Linked DNA regions of Homo sapiens: region 2 is linked to region 1. Evidence: read pairs that join two places in POLR2A ChIA-PET (ENCODE). Cell type or tissue: MCF 10A. All regions are shown on one strand.

What was found. Peaks named below come from ENCODE experiments on the same cell type or tissue, not always from the same donor. Only the 100,000 strongest peaks of a DNase experiment are listed, where the experiment ranks them.
Region 2: POLR2A ChIA-PET joins it to region 1 with 5 read pairs; 2 of 35 experiments call an interaction of 5 or more read pairs at or near these places.

Annotation. Positions count from the first base shown.
Region 1 is chr10:132,901,550-132,906,549 of GRCh38, forward strand. All of the region lies in intron 22 of CFAP46 (cilia and flagella associated protein 46), which reads right to left. Among named protein-coding and RNA genes, the nearest start is that of CFAP46, 39 kb to the right of the region's middle. RefSeq lists an enhancer at 2,831-3,331. In MCF 10A, a CTCF peak has its summit at 2,856 (motif pointing right); a DNase peak (open chromatin) is centred at 2,862.
Region 2 is chr10:132,663,941-132,668,940 of GRCh38, forward strand. The region is part of intron 4 of INPP5A (inositol polyphosphate-5-phosphatase A); the gene reads left to right. Among named protein-coding and RNA genes, the nearest start is that of NKX6-2, 120 kb to the right of the region's middle. RefSeq lists an enhancer at 1,820-3,019. In MCF 10A, no CTCF peak of the experiment used is centred here; a DNase peak (open chromatin) is centred at 2,231.

The sequences.
Region 1 (5,000 bases):
AATCGCTGCCTCTCAGCCCGCCCTGTGTGTTTCCACTGCCCTGCATCTTGCCTCTATATTTATGAAAAATCCCACAATAGGATGCTATTTTTGCTTTAAAAGGTCAAGTGTTTCTTGAAGAATTTAAGAACTGAAAGGGAAAAAAGTCTTTTATGTTTACCCCCAAATTTACCATTTTTGGTGTTTTTCATCTCCTCTAGCATGTCCTCTTCTGAGGATCTGCTGGGAATGGATCCTCTTAGCTCTTATTAATCTTAAAATGTCTTGATTCTGTCTTCATTTGTGAGGACTATTGCTGGCGGATATAGAATTCTAGACTGACAGGTTTTCTTTTTTTAACACTTAAAAACTGTCATCCTTTGTATTCTGGTTTGCATCATTTCTGATGAGAAGTCAGCAGCAGCTCTTGCCCTGGTTTTCCTGTATGCACAAATCCGTCCCCATGCTAACTCCTTTCCAGGATCTGCTCCCGGTCTTTGGTCTTCAGCAATGTGACTACAATTCCCCCACGATGGAGCCAGGTGTGGTTTTCTTTGCGTTTATCCCACTTGGGATTCCTTGAAAGTCTTGGATCTCCAGGTTGATATTTTTAATTCAACTTGTAAAATTTTCAGCCATTATGTTTTCAAACGTGTGTATTTTGGCCTCCCCCTGCTGCCTCTGTCCTCCTGAGACTCCAGTTACACTCAGGTTAGACCCCCTGCTATGGCCCCACAGGTCACAGACGGAAAGCTCTGTGGCCCCACGGGTCACAGACGGGAAGCTCTGTTCATTTAGTTTCTCCGTTTTTCTCCCTGTGCTTCGGTTTTCATAGTCCACTGGCCTGGATTCGAAGTTACTGATCATTCTTCAGCGTCCAGCCTGATGATAACACTCTTCCAGTGGCGTTTGCATTTCAGACACTTTATTTTTCATTTCTAGGAATTCCATTCAGTGATTTTATTATCGGTTCCATTCTTTATTGAAATTCCTGTCTGTACACTAGTTATTTCCATTGAAAATCTGATTATATTGACAGTAGCTGTTTTCAACTCCTCATCTGCTCATGTCAACATACACCACAGCTGGGTCTGTTGGCTGTTTTTTCTATTCTACTCTTTTCTTCCTGGTTATGAGCCACATTTTCTTGCTTTTGCACACATCTAGTAATTTCTTACTTTATGCTGGACGTCGTGAGGGCTCTGCTGCTGAAAGTGTGGATTGTGTCCACTTCCTTTAAAGAGTGTTGGGTTTTGTTCTGACAGGCAGTTAATTACTGGTGGCTCAGCTTCATCCTACTGAGATGTGGTTTAGGCTTTGTTGGGGTGAGTCTGCACTCACCCCATTGCTAAGGTGTGTCTTTCTGAATGCCTGGAGTTCAGTGAGTTACGCCCCAATGTGAGCTGGCCACAGCTCCAACTTCTCTCACCCCATTGCTAAGGTGTGTCTTTCTGAATGCCTGGAGTTCAGTGAGTTACGCCCCAGTGTGAGTTGGCCACAGCTCCAACTTCTCTCACCCCATTGCTAAGGTGTGTCTTTCTGAATGCCTGGAGTTCAGTGAGTTACGCCCCAATGTGAGCTGGCCACAGCTCCAACTTCTCTCACCCCATTGCTAAGGTGTGTCTTTCTGAATGCCTGGAGTTCAGTGAGTTACGCCCCAATGTGAGCTGGCCACAGCTCCAACTTCTCTAGCGCAGGATGGCCTCTGGCATCTTGTCAGCGTACAGACCCCTCCATCCCTGTTTTCTGCCAGGCCTGGAATCTAGTCCTGTGCACACACAGTTTACCACCAGACAGGCACAGACTCATGGGTGGCTCCACAGAACGAGGGCCCCACCCCACCTGCCGCGTCACATCCTGGACACCTCAGCTGCTACAGCCTCAAGCCCTGACCCATTTCTCCCCGCGACTCTTCCATCCATCTGGGCCCAAGCCCTGACCCGTTTCTCCCCGCGACTCTTCCATCTGGGCCCGCTCTCCAGGCTGCAGCATGTGAAGCTCCCTTAGGCAGAATGCGGAGCCCACTTCCGATATTTCCTTCTAGCAAGAATGGCTGCCTGGTACTGCCTGCTGTCCAACAGCTAAAAACAACTGTCTCACGTATATTTTCAAGTTTTACAGTTTTTCTTTTTCACAGCACAAGAGTACGATACCCATTATGCTTTCAAGGCCGGAACTAGGTGACTTTTAAATTTATATTATTAACAACATTAAATATAAATATATTACACATAATAAATATATGATATGTGAATATATATAAAATCACTGTTGGTGATTACGTTAAATAAAAATGTTGAGCTGAGTTGGAAGGTCCAAATGACACTCTTAAGACTATTGTTCTTTACCCATTTTGTGTGTATTTTAATAATCTACATGAAATGTATAATATATATTCCTTGACACTAATAGCATAAATGCGAAACTGATTTGGCAACCACACAGTCACAATTGAGAATATGAACTCATTCGTAACTGCTGTACTTTTCACCAAGAACAGAAAGCCATTTTTGCTATTAGTGTAAAATGCTATCATAAAAGCTACTCTGTGGCAAATTCCATGCTAGAGTTTCTACACATAATTTTCAAAACGGAAAGAAATTAGAATGAAGAACTGAAATATGTGTAAACTTTTTAAAGTATCTCTTACAAAGGCTGGTCGTCTGCTGGATGTGGGCATGGGTCCTGCTGGACTGGGGAAGGGCCTGTGGCTCTGACAGTGACCAGCGAGGTGACCACATCATCTCCTGCTGAGCAGCACGCCTGCGGGTTCTCTCCAGTCTCCTGGCACCCAGGCTGCCTGCACACAGGAGCACCCACCTGCGGTTGGTGGAAAGGCGCCAACACTGCGCCCAGGGCAGAGGGGCTCCCGCTGGGACGCAATGACACCAAGGGCCACTAGAGGACAGCAATGGTCCACAAAGGACTTTCCAAAGTCTTAACGTGGAAATCCAATTTTTCCAGTCTCATATGACTTCTCCTTTTCCCTGTCACCATATGTTTAAATTTACAGCTTTAGCTAATTTAACAGAAAAAATGATTTTTAAGTCAATTTACACAGCAGTGGCACGGCCAGGGCGCCCAGCCCCCACATCCTCCTGTTGTGTGCCGCTCTGCCCTCCACACTTGGGGAAGTAATTGTAACTCAGTTATGAGGAGGCTTTATGCAGCAGCACTCTGCACCCTCACCTCTATGACGCTGTCTTTGTAGTTTATTTCTCTTAGAAATAATGTTTGTTCTGTTTTGTTTGGAGACAGAGTCTCGCTGTGTCACCCAGGCTGGAGCGCAGTGGTACAATCACGGCTTGCTGCAGCCTCGACCTACAGGCTCCTTACGAGGGTGAATGCAGTTCAGCTCACTCAGACCCCCTGCAGCCCCTTCCAACTGACTTGTGTGGCCAGTGACCGCATGACACTTAATCCCCACCTATCACCTTGGCACCTACGACGTCACGCCAGCCTCTCATCTTCTGGTCCCCACTGTGACCCTGGTGACTCACCTTCCCGGTGAGGACCACAACACCCACGCTTCCCTTAGCTCGTCCTTCCTGCTCTACCAGCATATGTTATCTGCGCTTTTCCTTCACTTTTGTATTGTCAAAATCAATCCTTTCCTTTTGTCAAAATGCTTCTTTCTTTGTCAACAAGTTAATCCTAAAAGTGGAATATCAGTGAACACCATGTTTCTCATTGGAGAGTCCGGCTGTAAATGACTTGGTTTCCCGGACTCTCTAACTGGTGTACGCCTCTGAACTGTCCCCATCCGTCCTATGAGGGACTCTGTCTCCCCGCCCTCCCCAGGGTCCTCCTGAGCCACCCAATGCAGTCAGACAGCTCTCTCCGCACAGCGTCCATCTGGGGACAGCTCTTGACTACCTTTCTAGGTTGAATCTGTTATTTCTAGCATCCCACATATCTTTCCTTTTTTTTTTTTTTTTTGGTTTACTTCCTTGTTTTTCTGGATCATATCCTCAAGAAACTTTCTAAAAATGGTGTATGGGAAGTACACTCTCTGGGTCCTTTTGTCTAAAATGGCTTATTTTGACCTGATATGTGACTGATGGTTTGGGTGAGCTTGAATTCCAGGCTGACAATTACCTCCACGTGGAACGTTCTATTTTCTTTTTGCTTCAAGTGGTGGCTGCTGAGAAGGTTGGGGCAGTTCTATTTCCTGCTCCTCTGATCTCAGCCTGGTGTCAGACAGAGACTTCCAGAGACACCTCTGATCCTGGCCTGGTATCTCAGCATGTCCAGAGCCAGGCAGATGTATTTTCAGCCTCAGCACATCCAGGGCCTGAGGGGCCAGGGTGGGTGGCAGGCATCTCCTGCTTATGCCAGAGCTGCAGGGCTGGGGACGCACCCCCAGCCCCACCTGCAAGGAAGGCTAGGGAGGGACATCAAAGGAGGTGAGTTTTCCTTTTGGAAGCAAATTGATTTTTATTACAGGCTGCAGGGAAAATGTAACCTCTAGCCTCCAACAGAGGGATGCCAAAGAGGGGGGCCTGGCATGGAATCCTGTCCATACTGTTTTGGAAGAAAGATCATTTGCAGTGAAAAGCCCGTCGATGTTGGCAAAGAGAAAACAGCGGGACTGGGCTCCAGACCAACTCTGCTCCGGCCCTTTGCTGCCACGCTCTCCCTCTAGCCCCCCTTGTGAACGTGGGGCACCACGCATGGCAGTGCCAGGCCAGCAGGGCAGGGTCCCAGGTGCACAGCTCCTGGCAGGGCTCGCAGCCTCCTGAGCACTCGCAGTCTCACCCCTGCCAAGGCAGTGCTTATAGCCCATCGCCTGGGTTCAGTCCCAGCTCTGCCACTCACCCCAGCTGGGTGGCCTCAGAAGCAACTTGGCCTCTGCCTGCCCATTTCCTGCTCTAGAGCCTGGGAACAGTAGTGCCTGCCAACCGAGAAGAGTGAACGGGGTCCTGGCGCGTGATGCCCCGTCCTGGGCACTGAGAAGAGTGAACGGGGTCCTGGCGCGTGATGCCCCATCCTGGGCACTGAGAAGAGTGAACGGGGTCCTG
Region 2 (5,000 bases), 240 kb before region 1:
AGGCGTGATCGAGTGCCGTGTCACACGCAGCCCAGGAAACAAACACGCCGCGCGAAAGGTATTGGTGAACGAACTGAAAAATTGTAAAGCTCTTAAGGACTTTCATGCTTGTTAGCATTTTTTGACAGAAAATCACTGAAGCAGTGAACATAAAGAAATAGCCATGGTTGATTCACAGTTTAGCTTGTTGTTCTGTTCATTTGGCCTCAGGTGATGTTTCACTTCCGGAGCCCCGTGAGCTGCTCCTTGCTCTGCCTGGCTTTCTTTCCTGTGCAAATTCTTGCGGGTCCCTCAGCTGTGCTCACCCAACCACAGCCTCCCTGGAGATGGGTTTTTATGATTTTGAAGGAGACCGAAGGAAACTGAATGAACAAATATTTTCTCCAAAGCCCGTCCAGGTTTGGCTTCAGATGCTGTGAGCCGTGTGTACATTTCTAGGCTTAATCCACAGAATGAATGTGAGCTTTTATGTCACAGCCTGCCCAGGACCCTGCTGTGTGCCTGGAGGGCACCTGACCTGCTCTTGAGGCTTCACTACCTGATGTCCCAAAGGGAACATCGTGTTTTTCAGTGTGTTCCTGAGCAGATGGGTGTCTACACAGACCTCGCCTGTTGCCCTGTGCGTTTGTGTGATGAGTTGGGGTGTGGCACACCGCTGTGTGGGGGTGGCTGGGCCTCTGAGTGCGCTCTCTCACAGCCACGTCTGCTGGGGCCCACAGCTCCCCATCAGCAGCAGCCCAGAGCTGAGCACAGAAGTGTGGGTGATTTTCATGAGTGCACCTTGCCATTTGGCTTGGCACCTGTTAGAACTGCTATGTGCTCTTTGAAAACCACCCATCCTTCTGTCCCAAGGAAGGTGACAAGCACGATGTTTTCCTGGGAGAAAGTGGCTCCCATCCTGGCCACACATCCCTGTCAGGGCAGCGTTTAGTGCATCCCACCTGTGCACGTAGAGATGCATCCTGCTGTCTTAAGTATCGGAGTCCCCGATGTAGGCTTGTTGGGGTGGCTCAGGTTTTCCCGTTGCAACTGAGGCGTTGAGCAGTCAGGGGCTGCCCCTGCCTGCCCAGAACTTTCCTGAAGTCGTGGCCTGGCAGCGCCCCGCCTGTGCAGGGCAGGTCCCTCAAGGCCAAGCCCTGTTGTGCATGAGGGCACCCCCAGACTGAAGGAAACGAAGCTGGAGCTTCAGAGATCATGCCCACCTGAGGCCTTCCCTCGCCTTTGCAGACACACCTGTGTTTCCAAAGAAGGGGGACAGACGGAGCACTTCACTTCCATCCCGAGAGTGTCTCCCAGACAGCGCACCCCGCAGCGGCCACTGGCTGACCCGTGGCCTTGAGAACACAGGAAAGCCCCCTCTTAGATTCACAGAAACGCCCTTCCTAGGAGTAAACGGATCCTGTGTTTTTCCCCTCGATTCTGTGTCGCTAATTGTTAATTATGACAAAGGAAAAGTGATATTAAGATTCGGGGTATTTGTTTCATTGTGTAATTTCTTCCTTGGTTAAAAGGGAAGAATGGGCTGGGTGTAGTGCTTCACACCTGTAATCCCAGCACTCTGGGAGGCTGAGGCAGGTGAATTGCTTGAGCTTAGGAGTAATCCCAGCACTCTGGGAGGCTGAGGCAGGTGAATTGCTTGAGCTTAGGAGTAATCCCAGCACTCTGGGAGGCTGAGGCAGGTGAATTGCTTGAGCTTAGGAGTAATCCCAGCACTCTGGGAGGCTGAGGCAGGTGAATTGCTTGAGTTTAGGAGTAATCCCAGCACTCTGGGAGGCTGAGGCAGATGAATTGCTTGAGCTTAGGAGTAATCCCAGCACTCTGGGAGGCTGAGGCAGGTGAATTGCTTGAGCTTAGGAGTAATCCCAGCACTCTGGGAGGCTGAGGCAGGTGAATTGCTTGAGCTTAGGAGTTCAAGACCAGCCTGGCCAACATGGGGAAACCCCATCTCTACTGAAAATACAAAAATTAGCCAGCTGCAATGGCGTGCACCTGTAGTCGCAGCTACTTGGGAGGCTGAGGCTGGAGGATCGTGTGAGCCTGGGAGGTGGAGGTAGCAGTGAGCCAAGATCACACCACTGCACTGCAGCCTGGGCAACAGAGCAAGATCCTGTCTCAAAAAAAAAAAAAAAAGAGAAGAATGATATAACCACATTAGTCCTTTACCAGGTTTGCCTTAAAACTGAGTCACTGTGTGCCTGGCCTTTACTCAGCGCTTCCTCCCATGTCGTGACTGTTATAATGCATCATTACTTCCTCACTATGATTCATCTAGGAACTTGGGGGAGTAATTCATAGTCAGGGATATTTATGTTTAAACCGACAGAAAGGGAGAGCCATTTGAACACATTATTCCATGTTTTCACTGGTTTTAAATCTGATTTCTGCTGGCTGGGGGAAACTTGAGGAACTGTGAAGTCATCGTAGGCAGTAGGGAGGTAACGGATAAGGGCCTTTCAAGCATGCAGTGAAGAGACACCAGCTGTACAGCTCCCTCCTGTATGGAAAAGGTGGAATTTAGACAGTTAAAGTATTAAAGTATACATCACTGGGTTTGAAAACAGCCACAAAAAAACCCCTGTCGGATCACCCAAAACCGCTGGCCCCGTGGCGCACCATCCCGAGGCTGCCGACTTTGCAGTGGGGCTCTCTTTCCTTCTGGAGTGCAGCAGCATCTGGAATTGTCTGGGAAAACCCTGAAGGATGGCCCACACCGAGCCGAAACATCTTTCAAACGGAAATTGTTACACTGTGCTCTTCATCTTGAAATTAATGTTTGGTTGTCAATTTTTATTGCTGACCTAATGGATGAAGTCCAGCAATTGCAGCTGTCCCCTTAAAGCGGCCCCCAGCGTGTGCTGTGCAGACCTTCTCGGCAGGCTACCCACCCACCTCATCCGTAAGTGGACTCGGGTAGAGAAAGATATCTGTGCATTGAGAGCTCGTTGGAGATAACTTGAGTCATAATGTGTACTGAGTGTGCTGGGAATCATAGGAGGGTAAAGGTGGTTTTTAAAAAAGTTATTTTCATTAATTCCTCTCACCCCCAACCCCCTCTGCCACCTGGGACAAAAAAATGGCAGGGTCCTGCTGGATGCCGCTTTCCAAGCTGGGGCAGACCCGCCAGTGTTGAGCAAGAGGGAGGTTTCATCTGAGGCTGGCTGAGTTTTATATATCTATTTATGAGATCCAATAATGTAATGATGTGCTTGTCTAATAAATGCTGCTGTACAAGCTCAGGACAGCAGACGTTTCCAGTATGACCTGGATTGTCTAAGCCGCAGCCCCTTTTGGTTGGAGCTCGGCTGTTTAATAAATGTCGGCTGTTCTTCCAACCATCATAATTATTTAAAGGGGCTTCAAAAGAGAGAGAACAAATCAAATCAAGCCATTACTGTTGAAGCTCGTTCTGGAGTTAAGTGTGTTTTTAAAACTGTGGGCCTTGTGCAGAGGCTCCTCCCAGTTTTCATCTATTATCACAATAATTGAGTTTGTAGCTGGAATTAAATTTATCAAATTGCGTTATCCTCTTTAGAAATTGGATAGGCATGCTGGCAGGGCGAGGCAGAAGTTAATCTGCTTTGCTGAAGCCTCCAGTGGCCCTGCACAGCGGGGCTGAAGAGGCCCAGACAGCTTCCTGTCACCCCGGACACGATGTAATTTCTCCTCAATCCCTTGTGCAAATAATGACATTTGAATCGAGCATTAACAGGCTTAATTACTTTAAAATTGTCATTTTAATTTACACTGATATAGTATTGATCATACAAGCAGAGATTAAGCTGTTCAGTGGAGCAGATGATGGGGAATTAAACATTAAAGGGTCCTCAGGGGGCCGTGTGCGCTGCCCGGCGCGAGCCGGAAGAGGGATGATATTTCTCGGTAATGAACTGGCGGCATGCGGGGACATGAATCTTGGGCTCTTGGAAAAGGGGAAATAATGGGGTTTGGGAGGCATTTGCAGGTTATTCATTCGCCGCCATGCACCAATTCTCCAGTGATTCATCCGCCTCACCAACATTTATTTATCCAGCAAATTCCGGAGCTTTGACCTTTTTGCTAAGTACATTGAACATAAGTTGGAGTGGAGATCTTTCAAGTGTAACTTTTACAAGTATTTGTTATTTTTCCTTATTTCTAGGCAACATTAAACAAAGTTATTCAGTTTTTTGAGTGTACTGGAGTCTGCCGGCCTTGCAGGGTTGGTGTGGTGGTGAGGGACTAATGGGCTCCTGCAGCCCAGCCCCACACTTGACTTTTGAAAATTCCAGTGGCAGATCCCAGGCTCAGGTGTCACTGATCCTTTCTTAGGTGAAATGACACGAGAGCCTCACGTTCCTGCCATGGGCTGATGGCCTCGGCCTCCTTTCAGTTGAGGCTTTCTGTTGGTGGTTAGGGGGCAAAGTGACGCCCTGTAACTTATTGATGCTGCCATGGAAAAAATATGGAAATGAAGCAGAACATGAGTTTCTCAGAAGCACATTTGACGGACTTCTTTTGGCGAAAATCAGAGCACTTCAAATCCTGTAACCTCAAACTGTTTCACTTTTCAGAGGTTATATAATAAAAAGTTAAGTGATTGATTTTATAGTTCAGTAGGGAGTGATGAAATTCTTGATCACTATCCATAATGGCTTTATTTTAAACAGTGGGCTAGAGATTTAATTAAAGCATGATCAGGGAAATGAAAAAATGTTGATATTTCTCCTCAAATTAAACATGAATTTGCACAGGGAGCATTAGAAGGGCTTATCATTCCTCCTGATGTTTTTATTCTCTTCCGTAGGATTTAAAAGCTTGCGGCCCACTTCACCCCTCTCTGAATAGCTCAGGGGGCTTCAGCCCCTGTTGACCGTGCTCTGGGTTTGGTCCATTTCTGTGGCTTTCTTTAAAAACTGCCGAGCTCCATCGCACGACCACCACTGCTGGCGTTTATTGAGCGTGTACTGCTTGTGAGGCTTTGTTCTGGGGGATCATTTCCCCACTTTATCTTTGGGGTGCCG